Regions from separate parts of the Homo sapiens genome. Here regions 2 and 3 are each linked to region 1. A link is an interaction called in ENCODE POLR2A ChIA-PET data of the cell type or tissue named here. Cell type or tissue: GM12878. All regions are shown on one strand. Each heading gives the region's core, and the rest is flanking DNA. Links, peaks and the distances in the headings are about the cores only.

Region 1 (10,628 bases), core at 1,852-9,851:
AGTAAAGATTGTGATCTCAGTAGCACCCCATCCCAACATCTAGAAACCTGAAAGATTAAAAACTGCCAGAGTGAACGCACCGAATCTATGAGCAGGGGCAAAGGAAGAGAACGCAGGAGCTCTACCCTGAAGTCTGATGGCCTAAGCACCAAATACTGGCCTAATTTTATATCTAACTGATGGGTGTCCAGGAGCTGCCCTGATGTGATGGTGCCTCCATTTCCGGAGAAGTGGAGATTAGAGAAAATACTTCCCATGCGACAGAGGTACATGACCATTGACCTGACAACAGAAAGGTGGCTTAGACCCCTTGTTTGTACTCAGTGGTACCTGGACCAGCAGCATCAGCATCACCTGTGAGCTTGTTAGAAATGCAGAATCTGGCTGGGTGCGGTGGCTCACGCCTGTAATCCCAACACTTTGTGAGGCTGAGGCAGGCAGATCACTTGAGGTCAGGAGTTCAAGACCAGCCTGGCCAACATGGTGAAACCCCATCACTACTAAAAATACAAAAATCAGCCAGGCATGGTGGTGCATGCCTGTAATTCCATCTACTTGGGAGGCTGAGGCAGGAGAATTGCTCGAACCCAGGGAGGCAGAGGTAGCAGTGAGCCGAGATTGCGCCACTGTATTCCAGCCTGGGTGACAGAGCGAGACTCTATCTCAAAAAGAAAAAAAAAAGAAAAAAGAAAAAAAAAGAAATGCAGGATCTTGGCCCCACCCAAGGAGTCAGTATATGCATATTTACAAGATCCCCAGGTCCTTCTGTGCACATTAAAATTTGAGAAGCATTGTTTAGCTAGCATAGCAGCAAAAGAAAGTATAATTGACTACCTGTAATCTAAGTTTCAAGAATAAAATAACCTCCTCTACTCTATTACCCACTCCACTCTCTTTGATCTTTAAGCTTTACTTTAAACTTTACATGGTCTAAAATTTAGCCTAAATTTTAAATGGGCTTAGTGAATATCTCATTAAATAGTCCTTTTTATCAAAAGGTATCTCAAAGTTAAGAAAAATAGACATATAGCCATGTAAATATTCTGGGACTTTTACCATTTTAAAGGGTTACATAAATTATAAAGTGAGGTATTTTTCATGCTATTTACTGCTGGGGTCTGAGTAGGAACATGACCAGTATTTCTTCAGTTGGGAGTCAAAAACCTCAGGTATACCAGGTGAAGGAGGAAAATTGAATTCAGAAGAGAAATGTGTTCCTGGTGAAAAGGGGAACTTCTTGTAAGGGAATGTTATGATCAAAAGGCTGTAAAGGTCACATGGCCCAACCCTGGCCCCAAAGCTAAATCCCTTTACAGCACGTCTGCAGTATCTACTCTCTTACTCCTGGAGATGTGGCACTTACCACCTTCAAAGGCAACCCATTCCACCTTCACACAGCTCTAATAATTAGGAAGTTTTTCCTAAAATTTGTCTCCCTGTAGTTTCAATAGCCCTACAATCAATAACTCCACAATTATTGTCTCTACTATTAATTCATCCCCATTATCAATTTTCCATTGCATTTCTTTTTTTTTTTTTTTTTTGAGACAGGGTGTCACTCTGTTGATCCCCAGGCTGGAATGCAGTGGCTCAGTCACAGCTCACTGCAGCCTCAACCTCCAAGGCTCAGGTGATCCTCCCACCTCAGCCTCCCAAGTAGCTAGGACAACAGGTACACACCACCATGCCCAGCTAATTTTTGTATTTTTTGTAGAGACAGGGTTTTGCCATGTTGTCCAGACAGGTCTCAAACTTCAAAGCAGAAATCCTTCTGCTCCAGCCTCCCAAAGTGCTGGGATTACAGGCATAAGCCACTATGCCCAGCCAGTTGTTTTTTTTTTTTTTTTTTTTTTTTTTTGAGATGGAGTCTTGATCTGTCACTCAGGCTGGAGTGCAGTGGTGCCATCTCGGCTCACTGCAAGCTCCGCCTCCCAGGTTCACGCCATTCTCCTGCCTCAGCCTCCCGAGTAGCTGGGACTACAGGCGCCCGCCACCTCGCCCGACTAATTTTTTGTATTTTTAGTAGAGACAGGGTTTCACCGTGTTAGCCAGGATGGTCTCAAACTCCTGACCTCGTGATCCGCCCGCCTCGGCCTCCCAAAGGGCTGGGATTACAGGCGTGAGCCACCGCTCCCGGCCATGCCCAGCCAATTTCTTATTGGGATTCTTTTTTTTAACAGAGAAAGTCAAAGAAACAAGTTTCATGTACTTATTTCTCATGGGACTGGGCAGCTGGTGTAGTAACGTATATGAAAATATTAGCTTTTGCTTTTATTTTGAGGTACCTTAGGAAAACCTCATGTATGCAAGAGGAGTATTTTTTAAAAAGATGGGTTATCACAAGTTATAGGGAATGTACCTAAGGACACAATTATCCCAGAAATGTAGTGTAGGGAGAGTACTGTCTTTAGATACTGTTCTAGCCCTAAGCTTCCTGGGAGTCAAAGCAGGTATGAAATGTGGCAAGAAGGTCATACTTCAAAAATATTTAAGATTTTCTGGCCTAGGTGAATCACAGATTTTTAGCCTTGGGAAGTGTCTTAGATCAAGTCTAAATCTGCCACTTACAGAAAAGGAAACTGGAACTCAAAGAGGCAAAATGACTTGCTCAGTACTAGGCATCTGGTTAGCAGCAGAGCCGGGTAATGCAGTGTCCCTAACCCTGGTCAATGCTCTTTTTTCTACACTGCCAGACTCTGAGTATCAGGTTTGTTAAGAAAGCTTGTCCAGCAAAAAAAATCAGGAATATGGCCTCAGAGTCAAGGCCAACCAAGGGCCATGGCTATGGAATACCCAAAAAGCAAACCCAAGTCATCCTAGCACCGACAGAGATCTTGAATCCCCAAATTCACAAACCTAATACCAGATAAGAAAGTTATATTGAGGCTATAAGGCTTCCTTCCTCCTCTTCTCTTTCTTACAATTCCATTTGTCCCTATATCCATTGATTCTGAACTGCAAAGATATCCCACTAAGCAGCTTATTTTAATCTCCCATTAAAGTAATCTCTTTCTGATGAGAAGTTCCTGCTCTTAGAACAGGAGCACCCTGTAAATGAGTTCATTCTTTCCGAGACACTTGAAGCTAAAGGCTCATAGCATACTGAACTACAGTCTTTGGTAAAAAGTGAAATAGTAGAAGAGATCAATTTATCCAGGTATTGAATCACTGGACACATCCAAACAATATTAAAATAATCCTTTTTTCTATCTACTTCAAAAAATAACACTACTGTTTTTTGTTTGTTTGTTTGTTTTGAGACGGAGTCTTGCTCTGTCGCCCAGGCTGGAGTGCAGTGGCACAATTTCGGCTCACTGCAACCTCCGCCTCCCGGGCTCAAGTGATTCTTCTGCCTCAGCCTCCCGAGTAGCTGGGATTACAGGCACGCACCATCACGACTAGCTAATTTTTGTATTTTTTTAGTAGAGATGGAGTTTCACCATATTGGCCAGGCTGGTCTCTAACTCCTGACCTCATGATCCGCCCGCCTCGGCCTCCCAAAGTGCTGGGATTACAGGTGTGCACCACTGCGCCCAGCCACACTACTGTAATATTTTAAAGAACAATCTGTTACAGCGTACAGTATGAGATGCCCAGTCAGTGGCAATACATCCATGGTGGGTTCCAGGGGCTGGCCTGCGAGATCCTAATGGACCGATGCAATGACATAAGATCATCCACAGAAACAACCAGTTGTGTCTCAGTTTTTTGTAAGTTTGGGCAGATCACAATTCCTTCAAAGTAATGAAAGGCAATCATGCAAAAATGAATTATATGCTTTTTCTATCATTGTCTTTCTAACGTAAAGATAAGCAAACTCTAGAAAAAGTACTAATCCAGGTCCCGGCATTTCAGGTGAGACATGTTTTACATTCACACTAGTGATTTATGTTACAAAATGAGAAGGAATCTTACTTTGTTAAAAGACGTGGTCATGTTTATTGGTTTAGAGTAGCCAATTCCTGGGATAAAAGCACCTAGGAAGTTACATTACCTTTTTAAGGCCACTGAAAATTAGTAAATTCTTGATTTCATTTATCAGATGGCATAGGGGTGGGTGAGACAAATTAATGCCCAAGTCACACCAGGGATAACTGAGGCACAGTTAAATCAGGACCATAATTTTCCAGGCTTCTTTGCTGGCGTCAGGTATATAAGATCTCATGTGGCAAGAGAACAGAATATAAACACATAGCCCATTCATAGCCCACAGTGAGGCAAAAATAGAAAACAAAAAGAGGCTAGGCGTGGTGGCTCACGCCTGTAATCCCAGCACTTTGGGAGGCCGAGGCAGGTGGATCACCTGAGGTCAGGAGTTTGAGACCAGCCTGACCAACATGGTAAAATCCCGTCTCTACTAAAAATACAAAAATTAGCCAGGTGTGGTGGTGGGCACCTGCAATCCCAGCTACTCGGGAGGCTGAGGCAGGAGAATCACTTGAATCCAGGAGGTGGAGGTTGCAGTGAGCTGAGATCACACCACTGCACTCCAACCTGGACGTCAGAGCGAGGATCTGTCTCAAAAAAAAAAAAAAAAAAAAAAAAAAAGCAAAAAGAAAGCAAAAAGAGGAAGAAAAGCTGTGATATGTGTCCATCCCAGAGCATGTCTTCTGTTACTGTTAATCAGAGTGTGTGTCACACTTCCTGGGGCCACTGAAGTCACTAACCCCGGCAGAAAGGATCGGAATTTTCCTACTCTAAAAGGAGAAATGGCAAAATATAGAAGCTAGGCTGGTGGGAAATAGAGAAGAGGGCTATTTCTCTATAAACATGTTATCGAAAAAAACAATGCCTTGGCGGGGCACGGAGGCTCATGCCTGTAGGCCCAGCACTTTGGGAGGCTGAGGCGGGTGGATCATTTGATATCAGGAGTTCAAGATCAGCCTGACCAACATGATAAAACCCTGTTTCTACTATAAATAGAAAAAAATTAGCCAAGCATGGTGGCACACACCTGTAATCCCAGCTACTCGGGAGGCTAAGGCAGGAGAATCGTTTGAACCTGGAGGCAGAGGTTGCAGTCCACTGAGATCGCACCATTGCGATCCAGCCTGGGTGACAGAGGGAGACTCCGACTCAAAAAAAAAAAAAAAAAAACCCTTTTTTAACAAAAATGTGAAGTTCGCGTGATGATAAAATGGAAGTAACATGCAAGCAGGAGAGTGGGCAGTCTTGTTCCTCACACCAACAGCAAACTAAGTCTCTGCCTCCCAGCCCCAACTACTTTCTAGGCTGGAACTCTGTCCTGTGTCTTCCAAGGCACAGAAAATTCTAGAAAGAAGGCCTTTGCCCTAGTACAGAAGAAAAGGGACAGTGTCCTCTTCCTCTCCTGATAGTCCAGGAGAGCTGTCCTGCCCCTATCCCACCCCAGAAATAGGCTGCTCTAAACCCATAAATATGACCAGGTCTCTTAACATAGTGAGATCCCCGCTCATTTTGGAATATAAACTTACACCTAGGACCTGGATTAGCAACTTTTCTAGGGCTTGCTTATCTTTAGAAGAAATCCTTACCTTCGGAAATGGCTTTTTTCACAGCTGCCACGTAGGTCTCTGGCTCATCGTCACAGGTGAGCTCCTGCCAATGGGCCCAATCTGGAAAGAAGTCTAGGAACTCCTCGCTGTCCCGCACGCCGCAGAGCAGCCTGACCACGCGGTGCGGAGGATGGAAAGCTCTCTGCAGCAGGGGCAGCAAGGCGGGCTTGTGGAAGTGCTGCACCAGCTCCGCGGACAGCAGCACCACGACACAGCGGGTGCTGAGGAAAAGGCTTAGGTCCTCTGCCGAGAAGGAGGCCTCGGGGCCCAGCCTGTGAGTCAGTATCTTCTGGCTGCGGACCTGCCGACTGGACAGGAACAGGGTCTGCAGGTACTGGCACCATTCCTCGGCATCCGGGCTGTAGACGATGAGGATGTCGCATCCTCTGGGCACCCCTGGACAAGAATGAGGCACAGAAGCATGTTAGCACACCTCCCCTTCTAGGTGGCTCCCCACAGCCTGCAAAGGTAGAGCATCCAGACACTGGGTCTGGCACCCACAATCTTTCGTGGTGTGCCTCCAGCACACCAGCACACCTCACTCACGCATTTCTTTCCCCATTTACAGTCTGTGTTCCAATCATACCAGACTCCTTATCTTTGCCCAAACATACCACGCTGTTTTATTATTTATTTATTTATTTATTTATTTAGAGACTGAGTCTCGCTCTATCACCCAGGCTGGAGTCAGTGGCCCAATCTCAGCTCACTGCAACCTCTGCCTCCCGGGTTCAAGCGATTCTCCTGCCTCAGCCTCCCAAGTAACTGGGATTACAGATGCCTGCCATCACGCCAAGCTAATTTTTGTAGTTTTAGTAGAGATGGGGTTTCACTATGTTGGCCAGGCTAGTCTTGAACTTCTGACCTCAAGTGATCCACCCATCCCTGCCTCCCAAAGTGCTGGGATTACAGGCGTGAGCCACCAGGCCCAACCCCATACTGTTTTAGATCCTTGCACGAGCTATTGCTTCTGCCTGGCATGCACCTTCCCCCCACACCTGAAGCAGTATGAGATCATAACAATAATAACAATAATAATAAATAATAATAATCGCAACAGCAAACACTTATATAGAGGTTACTATGTTCCAGGCACTCTTCCAAGCACATTGCCTACTAAACTCATTACATCTTCACAGCAACTTTAGAAGGTAGGTACTATTATTAGCCCATTCTTTAAAAAAATGAGAAACCTGAGGTGTGACAGGTTAAGTAATTTGCACAAGATTCACAGTGGCCAAGTAAGGATTTGAGTTAAATTAGATATTTCATGTAAACTGCTAAGCACAGTGCTTGTCATATAGAAAACCCTCAGGAATTGGTAGCTGGTGTCATCATCCTCACATGAATATAAATAATGTATCATATTAAAGTGCATGGTAGTTGTGAATTAATGCTGTTACCTCCACAATACAATCTGCAAGGTGTCCCTCACCACACCTGGCCTATAACATAGGCTTTCTTCCTCTAACAAAGCACAAATGCCAAAAAGAGAGTCAAAAAGGGCTTTTAGGGATCACTTGGCCCAAACTCCTCATTTACAGATGAAAGAAACATTTCATCTAGGAAGGTTAAGGGACTTGCTCAACTTCATACTCTAGATTATTGGCAGAGCCAGAACTGACACTCAGGTTATTCCCTGGTTCCCAGTCCAGCCTCCTTCCCAACTCACCTGCACCACCCATCAGGAACTATGTCAAGAATCTTACGAGTAGTAAGTCATAGCTTCCAACTACCAAAGTTCAAAAAAGCTTGGCTCTTAATGTAACTGTTACCACTGTTTTGGGTCATCATCTCTCCATGAATTCAACAAACTGTTCTGTGTGTGGTTTGGAAGAGGTGAGTATAAAGTGTCCATACAACACAACAGGGAACTCAGAGAAGGAAGCTGGTCACATTTTATGAAGGTTGGGAACCACCTAAGTTGTAGACTAAAACAATTAAACGCTAGGCCTGGGCCGCATTTCATTGATGCTTCCTGTTGAAAAGGACAGAGGCAGGACTTAGGCAAGACCTAGAGGCTCTGAAAAGATCATAGGATGAATCCTCTTGCCTGCCCCCATCCAATCCACCACTATATTCAAACCAAAAAGCAACATGTACAATGCAAGCCCAACATAGTTCTGATTTCCCCCAGGATGAGATTACCAAATTTTTTTTTTTTTTTTTTTTTTTTTTTTTTAGACGGAGTCTCGCTCTGTCGCCCAGGCTGGAGCGCAGTGGCACGATCTCGGTTCACTGCAAGCTCCGCCTCCCGGGTTCACGCCATTCTCCTGTCTCAGCCTCCCAAGTAGCTGGGACTACAGGCGCCCGCCATCACGCCCGGCTAATTTTTTTTTTTTATTTTTAGTAGAGACGGGGTTTCACCGTGTTAGCCAGGATGGTCTCGATCTCCTGACCTCGTGATCCACCCACCTCAGCCTCCCAAAGTGCTGGAATTACAGGCGTGAGCCACCGCACCCGGCCATATTACCAAATTTTTAAAAATAGCAAATAAAACGAATGTTTGCAGTTTCATTCTGTTTTGAGTCCCCCTGGTTTTCTGGAGCCCTAATCCAGTGCTAATATAAAGCCCACAGTAGACTTCTTAGCAGGAGCAAGTTGATCCGCCTGAGAGTATTTTTGAAGGGAAGGTGTACAAATCTTTTAAAAAGGCAATCTTAGACAAACAGTATGGAACTGGCGAAAACCAGTCCGCAATTCTGACGATGCCCTGGACATTTGTGGTTCTACAGAGAACTCAATTCTGATCACGGTCTGTTCCCTCAATTGTGAACATAATGGTCCTTTTCAGGAATGCCTACCCTGATTCCAAAGCTTACACAGATTAAGGACAAAAAGTTAATGCACCAGTGCTGCAGCCTGCCATAAAAATAAATAAATAAATAAAAATCTTTGCTGCTTGGATTTTTTTTTTCTGTGTAGAATATTTCTTTATACCTCAATGGAAAAATCATTTCAAAACTATAGAAGGTATAACATTGGCAAAGCTACATAACTATGCAACTGACATTGAGAAGCAGAGTTAAATTATCAGAATATATTTACCTTCTTTCTGTCCTTCCTTCCTATGTGGCTGGTTTATCTTAAGAGGCAAACGTTCTTCTAAGTGTCAAGTGTTATTGCAGATGTGCGTGCATGGGCACGAGCCATCAGGTAGGACAGGTGCAAGACTTTACATTTCATTATAACATTAAGGATGCAATGTTAGTGATGCTGTGCAAGGAGCCTGGAGCATTTTGTAAAAATGCAAAAGTGAAAAAGGGTAGCCACCACCTTCCTCTGCATACATATGCGTATCATGTCAACAATTTGTGCAATAAGCAGAAGGAGAATAAAATCTCAGGAAGGGATGGTTGTGGTCCCATATACTAGTGATGAAGAAACCATAAGTAGTGTTTTCAATAGGGTTGGCAAGTGATGGCAAAAAAGTGAAGAAGAGGGAAGAAGAAAATTTCCTAAGCATAAGAAGAACCCTTAAGAGGGCAGCTTGGGGCCAGGCCCAGTGGCTCATTACTAATCCCATCACTTTGGGAGGCCAGGGCGGGCGGATTGCTTGAGCTCAGGAGTTTCAGACCAGCTTGGGCAACATGGTGAAACCCCGTCTCTACAAACAATGCAAAAATTAGGCCAGGCGCGGTGGGTCACACCTGTAATCCCAGCACTTTGGTAGGCCGAGGCAGGCAGATCACGAGGTCAGGAGATCAAAACCATCCTGGCTAACACGGTGAAACCCCGTCTCTATTAAAAATACAAAAAAAAAAAAATTAGCCGGGTGTTGTGGCAGGCACCTGTAGTCCCAGCTACTCAGGAGGCTGAGGCAGGAGAATGGCATGGACCTGGGAGGCGGAGCTTGCAGTGAGCCGAGATTGCGCCACTGCACTCCAGCCTGGGAGACAGACCGAGACTCCGTCTTAAAAAAAAAAAAAAAAAAAAAAAAGCAAAAATTAGCCAGGCGTGGTGGTGTGCTCCTATAGTCCCAGCTACTCAGGAGACTGAGGTAGGAGGATTGCTTGAGACTGAGAGGCAGCTTGGGTTTTGGGGCACTGATTGACTTAGTAGAAAAGCAACAGCTTTACACTGTTCTAAAGACCACATGGCCATGAGTGATTACTCCAATTTTATAAGAAGAATTTAGTGATCCAAAAGTAAGTGAACATTTTTAAAATTATAAACTCTAGGGCCACTGAGGGAATGGGTACTCATTTCCCCCTGGATCCTGCCTCACCAGCTAACAGCAGATCCTGCTCCTCTGTGAACAGCACATCATAATACTTGCTGTTCATTACAGACTCCAAGTCAAGGGCTGGCTGCGGTGGCTCAAGCCTGTAATCCCAGCACTTTGGGAGGCCGAGGCAGGCGGATCACCTAAGGTCAGGAGTTCGAGACCAGCCTGACCAATATGATGAAACCCTGTCTCTACTAAAAATACAAAAATTAGCCGGGCATGGTGGCATGCGTCTGTAATTCCAGCTATTCGGGAGGCTGAGACAGAAGAATCACTTGAACCCGGGAGGCGGAGGTTGCAGTGAGCTGAGATCGTGCCATTGCACTCCAGCCTGGGTAATAACAGCGAAACTCCGTCTCAAAAAAAAAAAAGACTCCAAGTCATCAAGGAAAGTTTAAATCGTGATTCAGCTCTGTTTCCTGAGCACTGATCATGTGTTAGTCACTCTGCTAAGCATCTCATGTACATTCTCTCATTTAATCCTCAGAACAATCCACAAAGTATATGTTATCAAAAAGCCCCATTTTACAGACACAGACATTAAAACTCGTTGAAGATTTACTGCTGCTGCTGCCCAAGTGCACATTGTTAGTCAGTGCCAGAGCAGGGATCTGACTCCAAAGTCCATGCTCTTAATCTCTAAGTTGCACCCAATTTAAAAAGTCAAGGAAATACAGAATATAGTTTAGAAAATACAGTTAATAAAATACATCTAGTGCCATGGGTTTCTCATACCATTCTCCAATAAAAGGATCCAGGATTCCTTAGTGAAATGATGGATTCTAGGAATGAGTCTAGGATTAAATACTTCCTGGGGCAGGAAATATTCAATATGAGCCTGGAGCATCTTGTAGTGCCAGAAAGTA
Region 2 (10,628 bases), core at 1,851-9,850, 200 kb after region 1:
TTCTTATACAGGATGCAAACTTAGTAAAATTTCGGCTTAAAATCATAAGTCTAAATCAGCTGTTCAATTATACATTTTAAATTAGAATTACAAGGCTGGCTCTAATAGGCCAGATTTTCTTAAAACATTACAAATTTTTACCAAACAGGCATAGAGTACCTGTTTTGTAAACAGCTTTATTGAGACATAATTTACATACCTTACAATTCACCTATTTTAAGTGTGCAGTTCACCGATTTTTATTATAGTCACAGAATTATGCAACCATCACCACCATCTAATTTTAGAATATTTCCCTTAATACAAAAAGAAATGTGTTGCCCATTTGCAATTATTTTTTCATTTTCATTCAGCCATAGGAAACCACTAATGTACTTTCTTCTATCTATAGATTTGCCTTTTCAGTACATTTTATATCAATGGACTCATAGTATGTGGTCTTTTGTTTCTGTCCTTTTTTCACCTAACACAATGTGTTTTGAGGCTTATTCATCCATATTATAATTTTATTCCATTGTATGGATATACCACATTTTGTTTATCACAGATTACCTCTTAATATACAATAATTAAAATTTTAGTTCTTTTAAGTCATCCTATACTTGATTCTTTTTTTAAAAAAAGAAACCTGAAAATAAGTAAATGAATCTCTTACGAGTTAGACAAAAATGCAATAGAATAAACCCAAAGAAATGGATAATTGAAAAAAATTAAAGCAAAATTTAATGAAATCAATGATATAATAGAGAAGAACAAAAAAGTCAAAGTAGGTTTTTAAAAGAAAAAAACTAAAAAAGAAACTGATAGGATCAATCAAGGAATAAAAGAAACAAAAATAGTATGAAAATGAAGACTGACAACATATTAGAGATCAAAAGACAAGGTATTTATAGCAGCCTGCCATTAGTTTTTATATAAACAGTCTTTTCCCTTTTCAGGAGATCATTATTCCCAATCATATTTTTCTTAATGGAACTACTTTGAGTAACCCTTACCCCCCAGAGTGAATGGCTGTTCTACTTCCCAAATCAGAGAATATCTATAAATGTCTTTTATCAATATTCATAAGCAACACATTGTCTTCATTTTTCCTCTAGAATTTTGTAAACACTGCTTCGTAGGCTTTTTTTTTTTTTTCTTTTTTCTGTTTTAAGAGATGGGGTCGGCCGGGCGCAGTGGCTCACACCTGTAATCCCAGCACTTTGGGAGGCCAAGGCGGGCGGATCACGAGTTCAGGAGATCGAGACCATCGTGGCTAACACAGTGAAACCCCGCCTCCACTAAAAATACAAAAAATTAGTCAGGCGTGGTGGCGGGCGCCTATAGTCGCAGCTACTCGGGAGGCTGAGGCAGCAGAATGGCATGAACCCGGGAGGCGGAGCTTGCAGTGAGCCAAGATCACGCCACTGCACTCCAGCCTGGGCGACAGAGACTCCGTCTCAAAAAAAAAATAATAAAATAAAAAGAGATGGGGTCTCCTCATGTTGCCCAGGTCAAACCCCTGGACTCAAGCAGTCCTTCCACTTAAGCTTCCCAAGTAACTGGGACTGCAGGTGTGTGTCACCACATACCATTCCCAGCTCTCCATACATGTTTAGCATTTACATTTACCAGTGAAATGACTGGTAGTCTAAATCTCTTTCCTCTTATTTTAAGTAAAATTAAGTGAAATATTTTCCATATTTGGAGCTTGTAAATTTTTATTGTTGAAATTCAGATATTTTACCAGGAGAGTCTACATGTGTAGCTTCCCCTCCAACCCCCTAGTGCTGCCCCAGTATTTCATGGAGCCCATTAGATAAGAAGACTCAAGTCAGTAATCAACATTAGGAAGTTTTTGTTTCCTTCTAAATTTTTAAAACGTTCATTCTTTGCCTTTTCTTGCTCTAAAAATCCTATTTTACAGATACTGCACGTCTGGCCACCTCATCTCTAATCTTTTTCTCATTATGTATGTGTCTTTGACACTTCACTATACAATATTAGGCCATTTCTTCCTTCCTTCCTTCCATCCGTTCCTCCATCTGTCCATCGGTCCACCTTCTTTCAATGGTCTCGCTCTGTTGCCCTGGCTGGAGTGCGGTGGCGCAATCTCGGCTCACTGCACCTTACACCTCCTGGGTTCAAGTGATCTTACCACGTCAGCCTCCCGGGTAGTTGGGACTACAGGTGTGTGCCACCACCCTGGGCTAATTTTTTGTACTTTTTTATAGAGACGGAGTTTTACCATGTTGTCCATACTGATAGTAGGACATTTCTTAAGTTAATTTTCTAAATCACTACTTTGTTGTGTATTTCTCTACTTAATTCTATTTGGTAATTTTAGTAGTTTTTCTCCTCCCCCCAAGCATTTGTTCTCTGCTATTTTATTCAGAGCTCTTTGCTCTTAAAAAAAAAAAATACTATTTCTCCCTGGCCTCAATAAAAATACTATTTATAATTTGTCTTCAAGTGCTGCTGTTTTGTCTTCATTAATTCTGTTTCATTTTGGGCCATTAGTCGTGATTAAAGTGTTACTTCTCTTTGGTATATCTGGCTAGGTTTTGTCATCAGTTCTTGTGCTGGGTAATTCTGAGAGTGGTAAGTGAGCCAACAAATAGGGTTCATCATAGTGCATCATCTGGGAGAATGTGCTCAGGAGGAGAGGAAGAATTATTAATGAATGTAGTTCTCTAATAATGAAAGGAATCACCAGGGATAGTAAGGGGAAGAGAAGCCTGAATGGTCATTGCTCATTATCTATAGAAGTTCATTTGATCTTTGATTTAATAACATGCTGAGATAGTTGGAATGTCAATTAAAAAGAATTGATTACCTTAATTACCTGGGATAGAATATAAAAGATTGTATAATCTAGTGTTCTAAAATTATTACCACAATTACTATTGCACCAACCCAATACTTTCACTTTGTGACTGACTTCGTATGAAGGCTCAGTGTGGTGGTGGCATCAAGTCACACATCCTGACTTTTAAGCAAACAACTCCAGATAATATCATTCCCCTCTTTGTTTATTAGGACACTAATTGATTATTATTGCCAGCAAGCACCTTTGAACTGATACTTTGTAAAATATAATACAGTCATGTGTTGCTTAACAATGGGGTTGCATTATGAGAAGTGCATCCTTAGGCAGTTTCATCATTTTTCAAACATCGTAAAGTATACTTACACAAACCTAGATAATATAGCCTACTACATACCTAGGCTATTTGGTATAGCCTGTTGCTGCTAGCCTGCAAATCTGTACAGCACATTACTGTACTGAATACTGTAGGAAATACCACCATTGTCACACAATATCATTGTCACACAGTGGTAAGTATTTGTGTATCTAAACATAGAAAAGGTACAGTAAAAATTGTCACACGTGGATAGGGCACTTACCATAAATGGAGAGTGCAGGACTGGAAGTTGCTCTGAGTGAGTCAGTGAGTAAGTGGTAAGGGAACAAGAAGGCCTAGAATGTTGCTGTACGCTACTGTAGACTTATAAATACTGTACACTTAGGCTACACTAAATTTACTTAGGAATAAAGTAATTGCAGTCCAACATTACAATGGCTGTAATCACCAAGCAGTAGGAATTTTTCAGCTCCGTTATAATTTTATGGGACTACCGTGGTATATGCAGTCCATCCTTGACTAAAACATCGTTGTGTGGCATGTGATTGTACTTTATTGAAGACTGAGCACCAAGCTCAGTACAAGCTTGCATACAAGATCCAGGGGCCTTGATGTAAAAATTGCTCATTTTCTGATATATTCCTGCATTTCCTTCAGCACCTCTCTGAAACTACTAGTCTCTGTACTGGTTATCTCAGAGGAGAGGTTCCCAAGACCCAGGAACCGTTTTTTCATTCTGTTAATTTTTTTCCAAAAGAACAGGCTATATTGCTGACCTTAGTTAGCTTTGTATTTGATATATTCCTATTCTGTTACTTTTTATAACCTGTTTTCCCCCTTTTCGTTGGAAATGGATTGTGATTTAGATTGAAGGGGGAAATTTGTGGGAGATTTTAGTCTTCTATCTTCTGTTTTCGAGAGCTGTGTGATTAAATCGGAAGCTAATCAGGCATGTGAAGCCTTTCTGTGAGAGAAACATTGTTCCTATAAGAGAAACATTGCTTTCTAGCCTTCCTGGAGCATTAATTCTCCTTGAGGAGATAAGACATAAATGAATAAAAGAAAAATGAGAACATAGTGTTTAGATAGCCTGTGACAAATTTTATTTTACAAAATACTTGAAAAGACAGTGTTTTGTAAATGGCAGAAAGCAGAGAAGACATTAGGCAACTGACTTTTATTTAAAATCAAGCAACAGTCTTGAGAATTCTGAGGATGAGAGAACTGGAAACTGAAGATTCATGAGGGCAGGTAACATGGCAGCTCAACACTGCCTGTTGAACAGTCCCTGGCAGATGATAGACTCTCAGTTAGTGTATGTCGAATAAATTAATATGTATTTGTTGAACAATGTGAAGAGTTATCTTGAAGGAGAGAGATACTATATTTTAGCAAAGGTGAGATGCAGAGGCTTCAGAAAATGTTAGGAGGTAGGAATGATCACTGAACACAACAGAAGACCATCCTGACCAGAGCTGTAGGAATGAGCAGGAAAGGTCTGGTAAGTAAGCCAGCTAACAGTAGGTAGGGTCAAATTATAAGCAGTTTTGATTGCCGAATTTGGAATTTGGGGTTTGTTCTTTAACCAGTGTGAACTTTGAAGAGGTGGTGGCATCATTGAAGCAGTGTTTTAGGAATAGCCTGAAGACATGGTGCAGGTTGCAGTGAAGAAGAAACTAGAGCTCAACCTTGAGACTAGTTGTGATGTTGGATAGGAATTCTTTCAAAAGTAGTCAACTTCGATAAAATAAATAATTTTTCTTTATATGTGATATGTAAAGGTAGTTTTTAAGCCTTAGTGATTGAACATAACGGCATGGCTGTCTTTTTCAGTATTTAGTTTTCCATGGCATTTTGTTATTGATCTTTCTGGCTTTTCTGTGATATCATGGTATACATTTTGAATATATTTGTTCTTCGCTTATTTGCCTTTCATTAATGTCAAGCATAGCACGTCAGACATTCCCTGTTGCTATGCAACTGCTAAATTCAATATTTAGTATTAATAAAACTGAGTGGCATTAACATCCAGTGAACAGAGGGTAGCAAAATACGACTTTACAGTATCTAATCAATAATATTTGTTAGGTTTAATGTATTGTTGCAGATATGAGCAAAAGAGGAGTGACTTGTTTACAGTTGCTATTTTGAGCAAAATTAGTTGTGATTAAATCTTTGTGTTTATAACCAGATTTTTTTTGTTTGCTTTTGTTCTTTGTCATTGCTTTTTCATCTGTGACTCAAATTTTTGTTAGTATTATTGATCTTCTGCCCAATTTTCTTATGTCAGATTCTGTTCTTCTTTAAAATTTTTATCTCCCAAAGCTTTCATTTGCATTTTTCTTTCCTGGCATTATTTCTTGCTATATTTACTTTTTTCCTTTTCAAGAATTTACGCTCAGCCCGAAAATTTGGAATTTGTTACAATTTTATATAAACCCAGGTGAAAGAATATTAGATTTGCTCTTCAGGATAAGACCTACTTAATAATTTCCTTTAGCTATTTGCGTTGTGTATTTGATGCTTGCAAGGTGTTGAAATACTTTATTATTTGTGAAATCAGATTTTCTTTTGGGAGGGCAGGTAGGGGGGCTTTAAGAATTGGAGATAGGCTGTGGGATTTATTTATTTTTTTAAGTCAGATCGTTCTGAAAATATCTGATCTCCAGGGCCAAAATAGGCAGTATCTAGCATTTTCTTCTCTTCTCTTATCACTACCTCCCCACCCCCACAGCCCTACCCCAACCCTTTTTCCTCCCTAGTGTGGAAGAGAGGGGACCATAGCAATTTAGTGGAATATATTTTAATTTTAGTAGGTAAATAATAGACATAGATACCTCCCATTTGTTTGAGTGGGTAGTTTGATTTTGTTAATGTCCTTGGAATAATCTTGATGGGAATTAAAGAGAGTTGAAAAACAATTGCTCCCTAACAATAAATAAAAAATCTGGAATCTAGGATATATCATATAGTATAGAAAAACCAGCTCTCTAATTACAGTGTAAATAACACAAACTAGAGATTACTGAAAATTATGGCTTAATACCAAGGCAAAGAAATCCCTTACATTACCATCTTCTTCTTCTTATAGCCAGATAAACAAAATGCCATTTTCAGAGGCCATCATTTCTACCCCCTTACCTTCTAAATCCTTTTCTGTGGTTGTATTTGTGGTCAAAAATTGATACATGTGAGGGGGCCTTATGTGTCCGGCAGGATATAGTATTTTAAATTAAGGGGTACCTTATCTTTTAAGCATGGGAGTGCTTTTTAACAATTAAATCGCAAACCCCTAGGTGACAGATTATGTGGCAAAATACACAGTGCCCCTAGCTACTAGGAATTCAGTAACACTTTTTATATTTACTTTATTGCAGTAATCCTATGCCTTTGAAAAGTAGTATGTATACTGAATGCACAAGACGTTAATTTCGAGGCCGCACTGAGAGTGCATATGGATTCATAGACTCCTTGTTTGTAATAACCATTTGAGTTCCCGGTGAGGTCCATGGCAAACATTTTGGGAACCACTGCTTTAATCTGTTATTTCTGGTATGTTGTATAAAGATACAGTCTGATTCCTGCTCTTGTTTTCCTCCTTACTCTCTTGACCCATAAGAAATTGCAAGATGGCAAAGATATTTTTAAATTATTCAGTAGATCCATCAGTATTTGAGATAATAAGCCAGAAAAAAAGTTTTTGATTTTTTCATTTTCTACTTTTTTCACACTGGTAGAAGGACATAATAATTTAAACATTTGTGTACAAGTATATTTGATTTTTTTCTCTTTTTTTTGTATGTACAATCAGTGGGGTTTACGTTTATAAAGGAACCAGTACATAGTTATTGTGGCAATGTTAAATACTTACAAAAGTCTTTTAAAAGTCTTGTACCTTCTTTACAAAAGTCTTGCACCTTGTGTTTGTGTGATGTAGTTTTTCTCAGTAAATATTTCATAAACTTAACTCAAAATCTGTTGTCTCAACTGGTATTTTGAAAAATGCTATTTAGATTATTTTAGAAAGTTGTGGAAATTTTGAAGCAGTTTTTGACTCATTCATTGAGAAAAGTACCTTTTAAAATGGAGCCTGAGAGTTTGTACAAAGAGGTGTTTGGGATTTTGTAAAATGGTGAGAAAACCTGTGAATTTCCATTCCTTCATTGGTCTTGTTCTTGAATGTGCTCAGAATTTGTGTTGAATGTTAATCATTGACAGAAATGCAAATGCTCCTTTTAGATTTGTCATTGACACTCTTTTTCTAAGCATCCCTTCAGTAGTAATCCAGGATCCTTGAGAACTGGAAGAAAACACCATCTTTTTTTTTTTATGCAAAGATTATTCAATACTAGAATGAATATTATTGTGGTAATGGATTTTGTTTTTATCCTTTCAGGGTTTGAAAGTATTCTTGAAGGGCTGTTTGGACCTGCATTATTAAAAGATCTCAGTTTATTTAAAGGTATTCAAAATATTTTTGGTATTTCAAATTCTTCCTGGTGCCATACATGATACGTTGGTGTTTTAAGCCTCAGTCTCCTTTTTATTCACGGTTTCATGTGGGTTAAAGCTATATTCATGTAAGCATCTTTTTGTGTTTAGTTGATATTGTTAATATATGTATGAATAATGTATTAACTAGTGAGCAGTTAAGACTTAAGAATTTAAGAGTTAAAATTTTTAAGACAAATATGGCCTAACTACTTAGTTTTTTGTTAAACAATATTTTTGAAATTAATTCTAATTTATTTTCCTAAAAATTCTCTTTTATGACTATTAATTTGTTACTATTTTTGCAGACTGTGAACCTGAAAGCATTTCTGATTGGACTTTTGATGAAAACTGTTTATTCTGTTGCTTGAGAAGAGATAAAGTAAAGGTAACTAAGAAGCCTGTGAAACTTTTATTTAGTGTAGTATTTTAAAGTTTTCATCTTTTAAAACATTGTGTTACTTTGTTGGAGGATTTGTAGGAAAAGGAAGGTATGGTTTCATACTTAGTTATGAAAGAGTTTGATAGTAATCCTGGGTTTTGCAATTTAAGTTATTTCCATCCTGTTGATTAGCCTATTAAGAAACCTATATCCTACCATGCATTTATTGTTGTTATTTTGTTTTTTTGCTTTTTTGTTTTTTTTTTATTTTGAGACGGAGTCTCTCTGTGATGCCCAGGCTGGAGTGAAATGGCACGATCTCTGCTCACTGCAGCCGCCGCCTCCTGGGTTCAAGCGATTCTCCTGCCTCAGTCCCGAGCAGCTGGGATTACAGGCACCTGCCACCACACCAGCTAATTTTTGTATTTGTAGTAGAGATAGGGTTTTATCATATTGGGCAGGCTGGTCTTGAACTCCTAACCTCAAGTGATCTCCTGCCTCAGCCTCCCAAAGAGCTGGAATTACAGGCATGAGCCACCGCGCCCAGCCCATGCATTGTTTTATTTATATAGTTCACTAGGCAGAATAATTAATTGTCTCAAACTGTTGTGTTTATTTAAAAAATGAAATGTGTGGTAATTCAAGTAATGGGAGTTATTTTTAGTACAAAAAGAACAGTAATGTAGATCTGGATCAAGCAGTTACTAATTCATGTAGATGATGATATACTATGGTTTCTACTTTAAGACACTTCTTCATAATATCTGGGCATGAATGCTATTATTTTTAATTGTATAAACTGGGTGAACCTTTGTGTATTTGTTGTTTTATTGCTTTGTTTTAAACATAAACAGAATTTTGTTAGAAAACATTTCACTTGTTGGAAACATTTATTAATAGTGGTTTACTACTTTTTTTTTTCATGGTACATCCATTCCCTGTTTTAAAGCCTTGAAAATGCTTTCTTCTGCCGTATACACTCTTTTTTTTTTGAGATGGAGTCTCACTCTGTCATCCAGGCTGGAGTGCAGTGGCGCGATCTCTGCTCACTGCAGGCTCCCCCCTCCGGGTTTACGCCATTCTCCTGCCTCAGCCTCACGAGTAGCTGGGACTACAGGCGCCCGCCACCTCGCCCGGCTAATTTTTTGTATTTTTAGTAGAGACGGGGTTTCACTGTGTTAGCCAGGATGGTCTCGATCTCCTGACCTTGTGATCCGCCCGCCTCGGCCTCCCAAAGTGCTAGGATTACAGGCGTGAGCCACCGCGCCCGGCCTTCTTCTGTCCTATACACTCTTAACTTAAATCATTGACCAGATTTTATCAGTTTTTCCCTCACAACGAATTTCATTTTTTTTCATTTCCACAATCATTACTATAGTTCTCTCTTAGTCTTCTTCAGTCTCTTAAATATTCCTACAAGGTTAAACTCCTCCCAACCCTCACCCCTCAAATGGTGTAGAAATGTTACCTTATACTTAGCCTTTGATGACTTTCTCATTGTCTTCTGGATTCATTAGCCTAACAGTGCCTCAGTACCCTCCACATTTTAACCACTTTTCTTTCTAATGATATCCCACTTGTCTTCTATACAGTTTTCTTTCAACTAAGCTATTTCTCTATAGCTAGAAATTCCTTTGTTTTTACTCTTAAGCCCCATCGTTCCTCTGCTTCTATTGCTGTTTCAGCCTTTCACACTGTTGTCAATATTATCTGTGCCAATTACTTGTCAGTTAATATTCTGCCTTATTTTGTTCATCCTTTTTCATATTTGAATCTTTTGTTCCTTACTACATTGTCAACTGCTAAAAACTAGACAGACCATGCTGTATGCTTCCTTGTACCCCTGCATATAACCATTGTATCACTATTTATCTGTGTTGGCAAGTTGCTTTAAAATTTGAAAGCCAACGTGTAGCCAACATAAGTGCTTTTTCATGTTCTTCTTGTATGGCTTCTTTTTCTTGTTTTCTACATGAAAAAGTTGTTGCTCTATTTGGAATGGTCTGTTTTTGTTGAATTGAGGAAGAACGTGTTTTAAAATTTAATCTGGCTCCAAAAAGAGAGACTAGAAAAGAAAGCAACATTGTTTTGAGTTAAACTTCCAGTGAAATTGAAGTTCATAATTTTAAACTCTGTGTGTGTGTGTGTGTCTCTGGTGGCTCTTTATTGAGCAAGCCATTTAATAGGAATTTTTGAAAAATAAAAAGAAGAAACAGTTACTAATTTTTTTTTCAGGTTAGGATGAGGAAGAGAGCCATTCTATGCTTGGTAGTTGTATATAGTATATTCTTGTAATATGATTGAGAGTTTTCCTTTGCTGTATGAGGGTAAAATATTGTATGAATTTTTTTTAAGAGACAGGGTATCACTGTGTTGCCCAGGCTGGACTTAAGTGATCCTGCTTCTTCAACCTTCCAAGTAGCTAGGACTACAGGTACATGCCACCATACCCAGCTTGTGTGAATATTTTTAGAAGAAAATACAGATAGAGAAAGTCATGAAATGGTGAAGCACTTAAAACAACTGTTTTACTGTTTGTAGTTCTACAGTTTTTAGTTGGTTTTCTAAATAGAAATAATTTTTCCATTTGACAGCTCAGCTGGTTCTGGGAAAGCTATTTTTCTCCGTTA
Region 3 (10,628 bases), core at 1,357-9,356, 490 kb after region 1:
AGCCTGCACTGACAGCAACCATTCATCTATTCATCAGACATTGATTGCATGCCAGCTGAGAGCCACGCACTGGAAATAGAAGAGATCTGTGCTTTGGGTTCACTGGGTTTCCTGTATCTTGTTCACAGTTTTCATCAAATTTAAAGTTTTCAACCATTATTTCTTCACTTTTTTTTGTTCCCTCCTCTCTTTCTTCATTTTTGGGGGCCCCATTTATACATAATTAGGCCATTTGGAGTTGTCTCATAGTCCATGGATGGATGATGCCCTGTTCCTTTTTTTAGCCTTGTTTCTCTCTCTCTTTCGTTTTGGTGAGTTTCTCCTGGTGTATTGTCGTGTTCATTATCTTTTCTTCTACAGTATCTAATCTGCTGTTAATCCCATCTGGTAATTTTTTTTTTTTTTTTGAAATGGAGTCTCACTGTCACCCAGGCTGGAGTGCAGTGGCACAATCTCAGCTCACAGCAACCTCCGCCTCCCGGGTTCAAGCGATTCTCCTGCCTCAGCCTCCCAAGTAGCTGGGACTACAGGCGTGTGCCATCGTGCCTAGCTAATGTTTGTATTTTTAGTAGAGATCGGGTTTCACCATGTTAGCCAGGCTGGTCTGGAACCCCTGATCTCAAGAGATCTGCCCACCTCAGCCTCCCAAAGAGCTGGGCTTACAGGCCTGAGTCACCGTACCGGCTCCATCTGGTACAATTTTTATCTCAGACATTGTACTTTTCATCTCTAGAAAATCTACTTCGGTTTTTTTTTTTAATCTTCCACGTATCTTCTTAACATGCTTATATTTTCCTCTACCTTAGTGTACATATGGAATATAGTTGTAATAACTACATTACCAATTCTATTATATGTATCACTTCTGGGTTTGAAATGATTGATTACTTTTCTTCTTCATTATGGATCATATTTTCCTACTACGTAGTCCCCCCTTATCTACATAGGGATACATTCTAAGACCCCAGGTGGATGCCTAAACCAAGGATAGTACCAAACCCTATTACATTATGTTTTTCCTATACCTACATACCCTTGATAAAGTTTAATTTATACATTAGGCACAGTAAGAGATTAACAATAATAACTAATAAGAAAAATAGAATAATTATAACAATATACGATAATAAAACTTATGTGAATGTCATCTCTCTAGCTCCCTCTCTCTCAAAATATCTTATTGTACTACACCACAGATAACTGAAACCACAGGAAGTGAAAACATGGATAAAGGGGAGCTACAGTACTTTGTACCCTGGTAATTATAGATTTCATGCCAGACATTGTGGATTTTGCCTTGCTGGGTGCTGGATATTCTTGTATTTTGAAAAAATACTCTTGAGCTTTGTCCTGGAACAGAGTCAAGTTACTTGGAGCCAGTTGGATCCTTTTGAGGCTTGCTTTTAAGCTTTCTTGGGCAGGACCAGGACTAGCCTGTGGTCGAGGGCTGATTTCCCTACCCTTCTGAATGGTCTCCCCAGTGCCCTGTGAATTAGGAGGCTTCTGCTCTGGCTGGTGGAAATGCCAGCTAATCCCAACCCTGCAGGAACTCCAAGGATTGTTCTGCCTGCTCCTTTTGGGTGGAACTTTCCCACCTTCAGATAGTTTACACACAGGCACTGATCAGTTCTCAGCTGAAGACTAGGGGAGGAGAGGGTGGCACAGCAGGGAAGAACCATCTGCAGATCTCTAGCTGCTCATTCTCTCTGTGCAGCAATTTCCTCTCCCGTCTTCCATGGGAACCTGAGCCACCTTGGCCTCCCTGGACTCTCAGCTCTGATTCCTCAATTCAGACTGATGCTGGGTTCCACCTGGGTCCCCCTCTTGCTCTGTGGCCTGGAAACTCTCTCCACGCTGTAAGCCAGGCAGTTACAGGGCTCATCCCATTTGTTTCCTCTCTCTCAGAAATCACTGCCCCACACTACCGGTTGTTTAGTGTCTCATAAGAGTTGTTTCCATTTTTCCCTGGCTTGTCAGTTGTTTAAGCCAGGAGGGGTAAAATTGTCCCATTATATCTTCTTGGCCAGAAACAGAAATGTGGAAGAAATTTTTGACAATACTTCAAGCCCTCAAAACATGCTCTGTGTGCTGGGGAAAGACAGTCAAACAAACAGACAATTACATGACCCTGACAAGTGCCCTGAAGCTGGCCAGAGAGGAAGGGGCCTCAGCCACACAGGCTTCTCGCAGTTTATTAAGCACATAATGCTTGGTGCAGGCCAGTCCCTACGCTAGAATGGTCTTCCCACGGCTGGTGTGGCTCTCTACACCCTTCAGGTCTCAGCTTAAGCAATAACTCCTCAAGAAGCCTTTCCTCATGCGGGGTTAGGTCAGCACCCCCATCCCATCGAAGGGGAATAGGAAGTCATCTGGGGATTTAAGCTGAGGCATGAGATATGATCTATGTTCTCTCCTTTAACTGTCTTCTGCCTCAGCCCCTTCTGCCTCCCATGGCAGGTAGGAAGGAAGAGACCCTGTTTGGAAGCCCATCATAGAGCCAAACCCTTCTCTATCATATACCCTTCTCCATCACATCCCCTTCTCCATCACATCCCCTTTTCCATCACACCCCCTTCTCCATCACACCCCCTTCCCCATCACACCCACTTCTCCATTGCATGCCCTTCTCCAACACACCCCCTTCTCCATCACACGCCCTTCCCCATCACACCCCCTTCTCCACCACATCCCCTCCTCCATCGCATCCCCTTCTCCACCGCATCCCCTTCTCCATCGGAGTCAGCCTTCAGTCCTCCAAAGTCCAAGAAGATGACAAAAATGCAGCATCAGGGAGCTCATTAATCCATCTGCATCTTGGGGGCCTTGTCTGTAAAGAATAATCCTACCAACTAACAAACACTTCTATTGTACCTATAAATTCCAGGGGCTCATACTCTTCCAAGACCTTTACCTATTAAATCATTTAATACTCCCAAGAAACTTAGAAGGAGCTGGAAGCACAACGACGTTTGGGAGTTCACCCAAGGTCACACAGCACGTAGGTGGCAGAGCTGAGATGTAAAATACCCATTTACTTAAGATCTACCTCCTGGGGCCAGTGTGGGGATTGAATGGGTAGTACATAGGAGAGTGCCTTATGGGCTAAGCGCAGTGGCTCACGCCTGTAATCCCAGCACTTTGGGAGGCAAAGGCAGGCAGATCACTTGAGCTCAGGAGTTCAAGACCAGCCTGGGCAACATGGCGAAACACTGTCTCTACAAAAAATACAAAAATTAGCCGGGCACAGTGGCTTGCGCCTGTAGTCCCAGCTACTCAGGAAGCTGAGGTGGGAGAATGGCTTGAACCCATGAAGTCAAAGCTGCAGTGAGCCGTGATCGCACCACTGCATTCCAGCCTGGGCAACAGAGCAAGACCTTGTCTCAAAAAAGTAAATATATAAATAATAATAAATTTGGTCAGGTGCAGTGGCTCATGCCTGTAATCCCAACACTTTGGGAGGCCGAGGCAGGTGGATCACCTGAGGTCAGGAGTTCAAGACCAGCCTGGTCAACGTGGTAAAACCTCGTCTCTACTAAAAATACAAAATTAGCCTGGCGTGGTGGTGCATGCTTGTAATCCCAGCTACTTGGGAGGCTGAGGCAGAAGAATCACTTGAACCTGGGAGGAGGCAGAGGTTGCAGTGAGCTGAGATCACACCATTGCACTCCAGCCTGGGCAACAAGAGAGAAACTCCATCTCAAAAATAATAATAATAATAATAATAAATTTAAAAACTGAAAAAAGAAAGTGCCTTATGCTGCATGTACAGGCATGTGGTTAGTGTGTTCATTTTTTTAAAAAGCCAAAATTGGTTATAGGGATAACTTAGGCAACAGGTCTGTCTAGAGAAAGTTCCGTTTGACAAACATTATGTACAAGTAATTTTAGAGGATTCCTTCTTCTTCTTTTTCCTTAGCTCCTTCTGCAAATGTGTGTGTTCTGGGTCTGCTTGTGTAACTGACACGAAACCCAGATATTCTTAGACCTTTCCTTTCCCTCACAGACTGTGGGTGGTCTTCTCATCGCAAATGTAGTTGTCCTTCTCAAAATGGCAAAAACCTAGATTCAGCAGCTCCTAGCCTAAAAACATTCAATGAACTTAAAAGTAAATCTAATCTAATTAAAAGAGAATACATCCAAATGTTAAATCATTGGAATTATCAGTGATTTTTAGTCTCTTATTTTATACCCTTCTATATTTTCCATATTTTCTACAATAAGCTACAAAAAATTTTTAGAAATAAAAATGTAATTACCATTATAGTTTGAATAAAATTACCACTAAATTTCGTATACGAAATTTAATGATTTTATGTGAACACACTAAATACTAAATAACACATTTTATATTCCTGCACTGAGGGAGCTGCTCTAATCTGCAAAGGGTGCTTAAAAAATAAGCGACGAGCTGGGCGCGGTGGCTCACGCCTGTAATCCTAGCACTTTGGGAGGCCAAGGCAGGCGGATCACCTGAGGTCAGGAGTTCAAGACCAGCCTGGCCAAGATGGCAAAACCCCATCTCTACTAAAAATACAAAAATTAGCAGGGTGTGGTGGCAGGCACCTGTAATCCCAGCTACTCAGGAGGTTGAGGCAAGAGAATTGCTTGAACCCAGGGGGGCAGAGGTGGCAGTGACCCAAGATTGTACCACTGCACTCCAGCCTGAGCAACAGAGAGAGACTCTGTCTCAGAAAAATAAAATAAAAAATAAGCGACAGTTTGTATGAAAATATCTAGAACAGACAAATTTATGTAGACAAGGAGTAGATTAGAGGTTGCTAGGGGCTGGAGGGGGATGGGAATGGAAAGTTATTGTTTAATGCGTACAAAGTTTCTGTTAGGTGTGAGGAAAAAATTTTGGAAATAAATGGTGATGATCGCACAACACTATGAATGCAATTAATGCCACTAATTGTACATTTAGAATGGCTAAATGGTAAATTTTGTCATATGTATATAATTAGCACAATAAAAAATAATAAGTGATGGCTCAGCTAAGGGAGAAAATGTGGTCCAGAACGCGGGTCCTCCACTGGTCTTTGTCTCCTGCTGCCAGTGATCCCTAGCATTAAGCAACTGCTGCCCAGGGAGTTAAGAAACTTGTTCATCATGCCCCACTGACAGGGACAGGGGATCTTACCCCAGGCAGTCTGAAGCCAGATGTCACACCCTGAACCTTTTTACTGCACAATGACAAAACTGCCTGCTGTTGATGTCACATCTGGAATGATGTCACACAGGAATGATCTGCAGGTAACGCTGTAAGGGAGTTGCTGTTAACTGTTTAGAGGAGAAACCGGAGCCTTGGAGGAGTTGTCGACTGCTGCTCGGTTATGCAGCCAGTGGGTGGCAAAGCCCCCTGTTCACGCCCAGGCCTGGCACCTGCAAAGGCCAGACAGCGGTGTCAACACTGCTGGCAGATTTAAAATCACCGTCGCAATACTGAAGCTGGGTCAGGGAGCTGAGGTAGGCCAGGCTGGAAAGGCTTGGAGAGGTTTCCAGGGAGGGCAGGATGAGTTTTTTAAATCGACCGTTTGGTGGCTGCTTTGGGCTTCCGCTGCCAAGCCAGTTTGGGTCCTTGGAGGATCTCTCATCCTCCTCCATAAACATTCACCAGCCCCGGCCCGCGGCGTCGGGGCAGCGGCGCGGAACCCGGAGTGCCGGCTGGGTTCGCGGACACTGGCTCCCCGGCGCGGAGGCGCGGCTCTGCACGACGGGACTCCCGGGGGAGGGAGCGCAAGGGGGCCGCGAGGACGCGCGAGGGCGGGGCGGGGCCATCTGTACCGCCGCTTGGGGGTGGGTGCGTTTGCTAAGAAGGGCGCCAAGCAAACGGAAACCGCGCACCTCTACTGGATCAATCAAAACAGCGCCTCCGGACAAACGGGAATGGGGGCGGCGCAGAGGCCCTTCGGGAGGTTTCAGGCACCATCTGTGAGGGGCGCACCCAGGGAAGCTCTGGGTTTGTCCACTCTGAGGCCTGTCCAGTTGTCCAACCACCCTGTCCTCAGCGTCGTTTGGCGGGGACAGATGCATAGCCCCCCGGCCCAGTACAGCTGGAAGCGACTTCGGAAAGAAAACCTTGCAATCCCCCTATCTTACAGATAAGGAAATAGCGCCCCTAGAGGAGAAGCAGCTGCCCCAAGGTCACAGAACTGCTGGGGGCAGAGCCGAATGCCTTCCCTCCATCACCCCGCTTACATATTGAGATGAAGCCTTTGTGGTTCTACCTGCCCACGTATCTGTCAGCTTCTGTGCAACTCATGTGTGCAGTCTAGTCCCCAGCGCAGTCCCTGGAACCTAGTAGGTGCTCAATAAATGCTTGTGAAACGCAAACGAACGGAAATGGGACTAGAAAACCCAGGTCCTTAATCTGGGTTTAGATTAAGACCAGACAGAATTTAGAAATCCAAGAGTACTGACCATTGTTTAGAGTCAGAGTAGCTGGAGGCTGGATGAATACACCCAACCCAGGGACGCCCGACCGCTGCCCACGCAGCTCCACTCCTGTCTACAGTGAAAAAAAGAGCCACTCCCTCCCTCCCTTCGTCATCTCCCCACTCCTTCCCAAGGCTGAGGATGAAGATATCCTCTGAGGGCTTCGCCTTAAAACCTTAGAGCTGGAAGGAAATTTCCATCGCCTCTAGTTACAGTCTATGTAATGTTTTCTTAAATGATTTTCATTAAGTTCATTCAATATTTATTGTGCATCCACCATGAACAAGGCCCTATATTGCTCAAACAAGACATGTGATCCTTGTTAAAATCAAAAGCAAATTTACAAGTCAGGAGTCTTCTACAGCCAGAAGTATTTAGTGGCCAAACATAAGTATTCAATACAGACTATAAATACTGCAGCTGTTATTTCAAAAAGCAAAAGCCCATTTTAAAAGAGGTTAAAAGAGGTCATTCTTGGAGAAGTTTTTTTCTTCTTGATTGGAAAAAAAATTTCCAGGCATAGGGAACTGATCACTGGACTGGGGATGTGTCCCCAACTCTTTTCCTAGCCAATACAGATAAGATCTGCTCTGGGACAACCAAAGAAAGCTAAAGAAGACATGATATCTGGCAAAACAAGCCTAAACAAACCTCTGGAAAGTCAAGAAAGAATTGGGGGGAATGCAAGATTTATTAGAGCCTGCAGGAAACCAAAGTTCAATTAAGTAATTGAAAATATAGAGGCCGGGCATGGTGGCTCATGTGAGTAATCCCAGCACCTTGGAAGGCTGAGACAGGTGGATCACTTGAGTCCAGGAGTTCTAGACCAGCCTGGGCAACATGGTGAAACCCCATCTCTACAAAAAATGCAAACATTAGCTGGGTATAGTGGCACACAACTGTGGTCCCAGCTACTCGGGAAGCTGAGGTGGGAGAATTACCTGAGCCCAGGAGGTCAAGGCTGCAGTGGGCTGAGATCTCGCCACTGCACTCCAGCCTGGGTAACAAAGACCCTGGATTAAAAAAAGAAGAAAAAAAAATATGAAGTACTATAAAATATGAAAATAGGGAAAGGTTAGAGAATGAGCTGCCTGGTTGTATTAGGTGTTTGCTTTTCTTTAAGACTTGCTCTAAGTTGATATCATATCTCAGAGTCAGAGTCTCAGTTTAACAGATATGTGTGTACCTGGAGCCCAGCACGCTGTTTTACATGCAATGGAAGCCGTTCACGTTTGATGCAATTCAAGGCTTGGTGAGTCAAACTCAGTTACTTCACGAGCTAAACGTTTACCTACCCTGTGACTCTGCACTTTTTCTCCTGAATATATGTATACACACACATATATATTTGTACGTATATATATTTGTACATGTGTATATAAACATAGATGTATAGATATAGATATATATACACACACAACAGAAATGAGCGGTTAGGTCCACCAAAAGACATGTAGAAGAATATTTATGACAGCCTCATTCAGAATAGCTCAGACTGGAAGCAGCTCAAATGTTCATCAACAGGGGAATGGATAAACAAATTGTGGCGTAGCTATACAATGGAATAATGAGCAAGAACAAGCCACTCAACAACATTAATGAATTACACAGGCATTATGCTGAGTGAAAGAAGCCAGACACAAGAATATATATTGTTTAATCCAATGTATATGAAATAGAACACAAGCAAATCTAATTTATAGTGACAGAAGTCAAAATAATGGTTGCCTTTGAGACAGCAGTAACTGAAAGCCGGCACAAGGGGACATTTTGGGCCTCTGGAAATGGTATTTTGATCTAGGTGGTGGTAATGTGTGCGTGTGTGTATAAATATTTATACACATATATACACGTTTAAGCATAAGTATGTAAACATACATCAAGTTATACACTTAAAATCAGTGCACTTTATGAAGGTTATGCCTCAATAGAAAACAGGAAGAAATCGTTTCGGCCAGGATGACAAGTGCATAGTGGGCAAGCTACCATTCTCCCCTCCCCGGCCCGCGGCAGATGTCGCTAATTAATCACCACACTCCTTTCCTTTGAGCTCGGCTTCAGAACCATCTCAATCCAGTGCTCCAGCCAGCTGTGCTTTGAGGCAAAACTCTCAGCTTTCCCTCATGTATACACAAGTATGTTGATTAAGATAATTAATTAATCATCTTACCATCTTAATTATTAATTATCATCTTCAATTTGTTAAGCCACACTCTGAGGAAGCCTGACTCTCACTATGGACTGGTGGCAGCTTCCCCAAAGTCTGGGTTCAGTTCCCAGGAGGAAGTGGCTTCTGAAGAGCACATTTGGATGCGGGAGAGTGACAGCGGGAGGGGCACCCCACAGGAAGGAAGCCCCTTGACAGAGGGCTGGCAGATTAACGCAGCACACAGGTAAGCATGGGACCCAGGAAAGGCTCAAGTTTGGGCACATTTTCTACCAAGTGGAACTAACTGGTTTTTCTTGACTGAGGAGAGGGAAGAGGAGAGAAGTTGAGGCTGGACTGCAGGGACTGGCACCTCTTGATTTGCCCGAGGTTCTCTGGCACCTGAAGCACAGCCTGCCCCTCAACAGTCACCAAGGCACTGTGTCTTATCGGGGAGGATAACGCTTCCTGTGGGGTTCATCCTGCACAGCGTACAAAATCTTCCGCTTCACTATCACGCCATCATGAGATCTGGATAGGGTGGGAATTAGCCTCTCCACCCCAAACCCCTGCCTCATTTTAAAATAAGAAAACTGGCCGAGCGCAGTGGCTCACACCTGTAATCCCAGCACTTTGGGAGGCCGAGGCGGGTTGTTCACTTGAGGTCAGGAGTTCGAGACTAGCCTAGCCAACATGGTGAAACCCACCTCTACTAAAAATACAAAAATTAGCTGGGCATGTTGGCACATCTGTAATCCCAGCTACTCAGGAGGCTGAGACATGAGAATCATTTGAACCTGGGAGGCGGAGGTTGCAGTGAGCCAGGATCGCGCCACTGCACTCCAGCCTGGGCAACAGAGCCAGACTCTGTTTCAAAAAAATAAAATATGCTGGGCGAGGTGGCTCACGCCTGTAATCCCAGCAACTTGGGAGGCTGAGGCAGGCAAATCATTTGAGGTCAGAAGTTCGAGACCAGCCTGGGCAACGTGGCGAAGCTCCATCTCTACTAAAAATACAAAAATTAGCCAGCCATAGTGGTGCGTGCCAGTAATCCCCAGCTACTCGGGAGGCTGAGGCAGGAGACTCGCTTGAACCCGGGAGATGGAGGTTGCAGTGAGCCGAGATCATGCCATTGCACTCCAGCCTGGGCGACAAGAGCAAAACTCTGTCTCAAAAAAAAGTAAAATAAAGTAAGAAAACCAAGGTTCAAAGAGGTCGTGTGACTCATAAACACCCTGCTAACGAAGTAAGGGATTCCAGACTCAAACGCAGGTCTGTGTCATACAAAGCCCGTGCTCCTTCTGTGCCTTATCCTTTCATTTTAGTTTTTATTTTTCATCAAAGTTATCCATGGACATAAATGGACAACTTGTTCTGCAAGATTTTTTATGAAAATGGCAGTTCCTCGTCCCCATTTCCCTCTCCTGAAAGTAACAACTTTCACCACTTTATTTTTTATTATTTATTTTACTTTTTTTGAGACGGGGTCTTGCTGTGTCACCCAGGCTGGAGTGCAGTGGCACAAGCACAGCTCACTGTAGCCTTGACTTCCTGGGCACAAGTGATCCTCTCACCTCAGCTTCCTGAGTAGCTGTGACTACCGGTGCATGTCACCACGCCTGGCTAATTTTTGTATGTTGAGGGAGATTTGGGGTTTTGCCATGTTGCCCAGGCTCGTCTCAAACTCCTAGGCTCAAGTGATCTGCCTGCTTCGAGGCTGCAGTGAGCTATGATCATGCCACTGCATGCCAGCCTGGGCAACAGAGGAAGCCCTTGTCTCAAAAAATAAATACAATAAGATACAAAAAAGCGGTATTGCACTGGTTATAGTTTAGCTTCTCTCTACTGGCTGACTGCTAAGAAAGATGTTGCAGCTAATTAATGAAAAAGGAATGATCAAATTAGAGTGATACCATTTTGTACCCACCAATTAATGAATGAATCTAGGCATTGTGTATCAGCAGCTGTGAACGTCACTCCCTTTACACATACACACACACACAAATAATACATTATGTGCTCCTCTTGAGGAAGGAACACACCATCA

The links. ChIA-PET counts read pairs that join two places held together with the same protein. Peaks named below come from ENCODE experiments on the same cell type or tissue, not always from the same donor. Only the 100,000 strongest peaks of a DNase experiment are listed, where the experiment ranks them.
Region 2: POLR2A ChIA-PET joins it to region 1 with 9 read pairs; 1 of 35 experiments calls an interaction of 5 or more read pairs at or near these places.
Region 3: POLR2A ChIA-PET joins it to region 1 with 6 read pairs; 4 of 35 experiments call an interaction of 5 or more read pairs at or near these places.

The regions. Positions count from the first base shown.
Region 1 is chr10:96,704,054-96,714,681 of GRCh38, forward strand. It overlaps PIK3AP1 (phosphoinositide-3-kinase adaptor protein 1), which reads right to left. Exons shown (of 17, transcript NM_152309.3): 2 at 5,514-5,930. Among named protein-coding and RNA genes, the nearest start is that of PIK3AP1, 11 kb to the right of the region's middle. In GM12878, for the core only: no CTCF peak of the experiment used is centred there; no DNase peak of the experiment used is centred there; H3K4me3 peaks cover 1,077 bases; H3K27ac peaks cover 3,189 bases.
Region 2 is chr10:96,899,744-96,910,371 of GRCh38, forward strand. It overlaps LCOR (ligand dependent nuclear receptor corepressor), which reads left to right. Exons shown (of 8, transcript NM_001346516.2): 3 at 7,522-7,587; 4 at 7,925-8,004. Among named protein-coding and RNA genes, the nearest start is that of LCOR, 73 kb to the left of the region's middle. In GM12878, for the core only: no CTCF peak of the experiment used is centred there; a DNase peak (open chromatin) is centred at 7,288; H3K4me3 peaks cover 283 bases; H3K27ac peaks cover 745 bases.
Region 3 is chr10:97,190,618-97,201,245 of GRCh38, forward strand. All of the region lies in intron 11 of ARHGAP19-SLIT1 (ARHGAP19-SLIT1 readthrough (NMD candidate)), which reads right to left. LOC112268065 (a long non-coding RNA gene) reads left to right here and starts at 5,283. Exons shown (of 3, transcript XR_002957098.2): 1 at 5,283-5,466; 2 at 8,643-8,828. RefSeq lists a silencer at 5,716-5,765 and an enhancer at 5,896-6,135. In GM12878, for the core only: a CTCF peak has its summit at 6,125; a DNase peak (open chromatin) is centred at 6,160; H3K4me3 peaks cover 1,135 bases; H3K27me3 peaks cover 212 bases.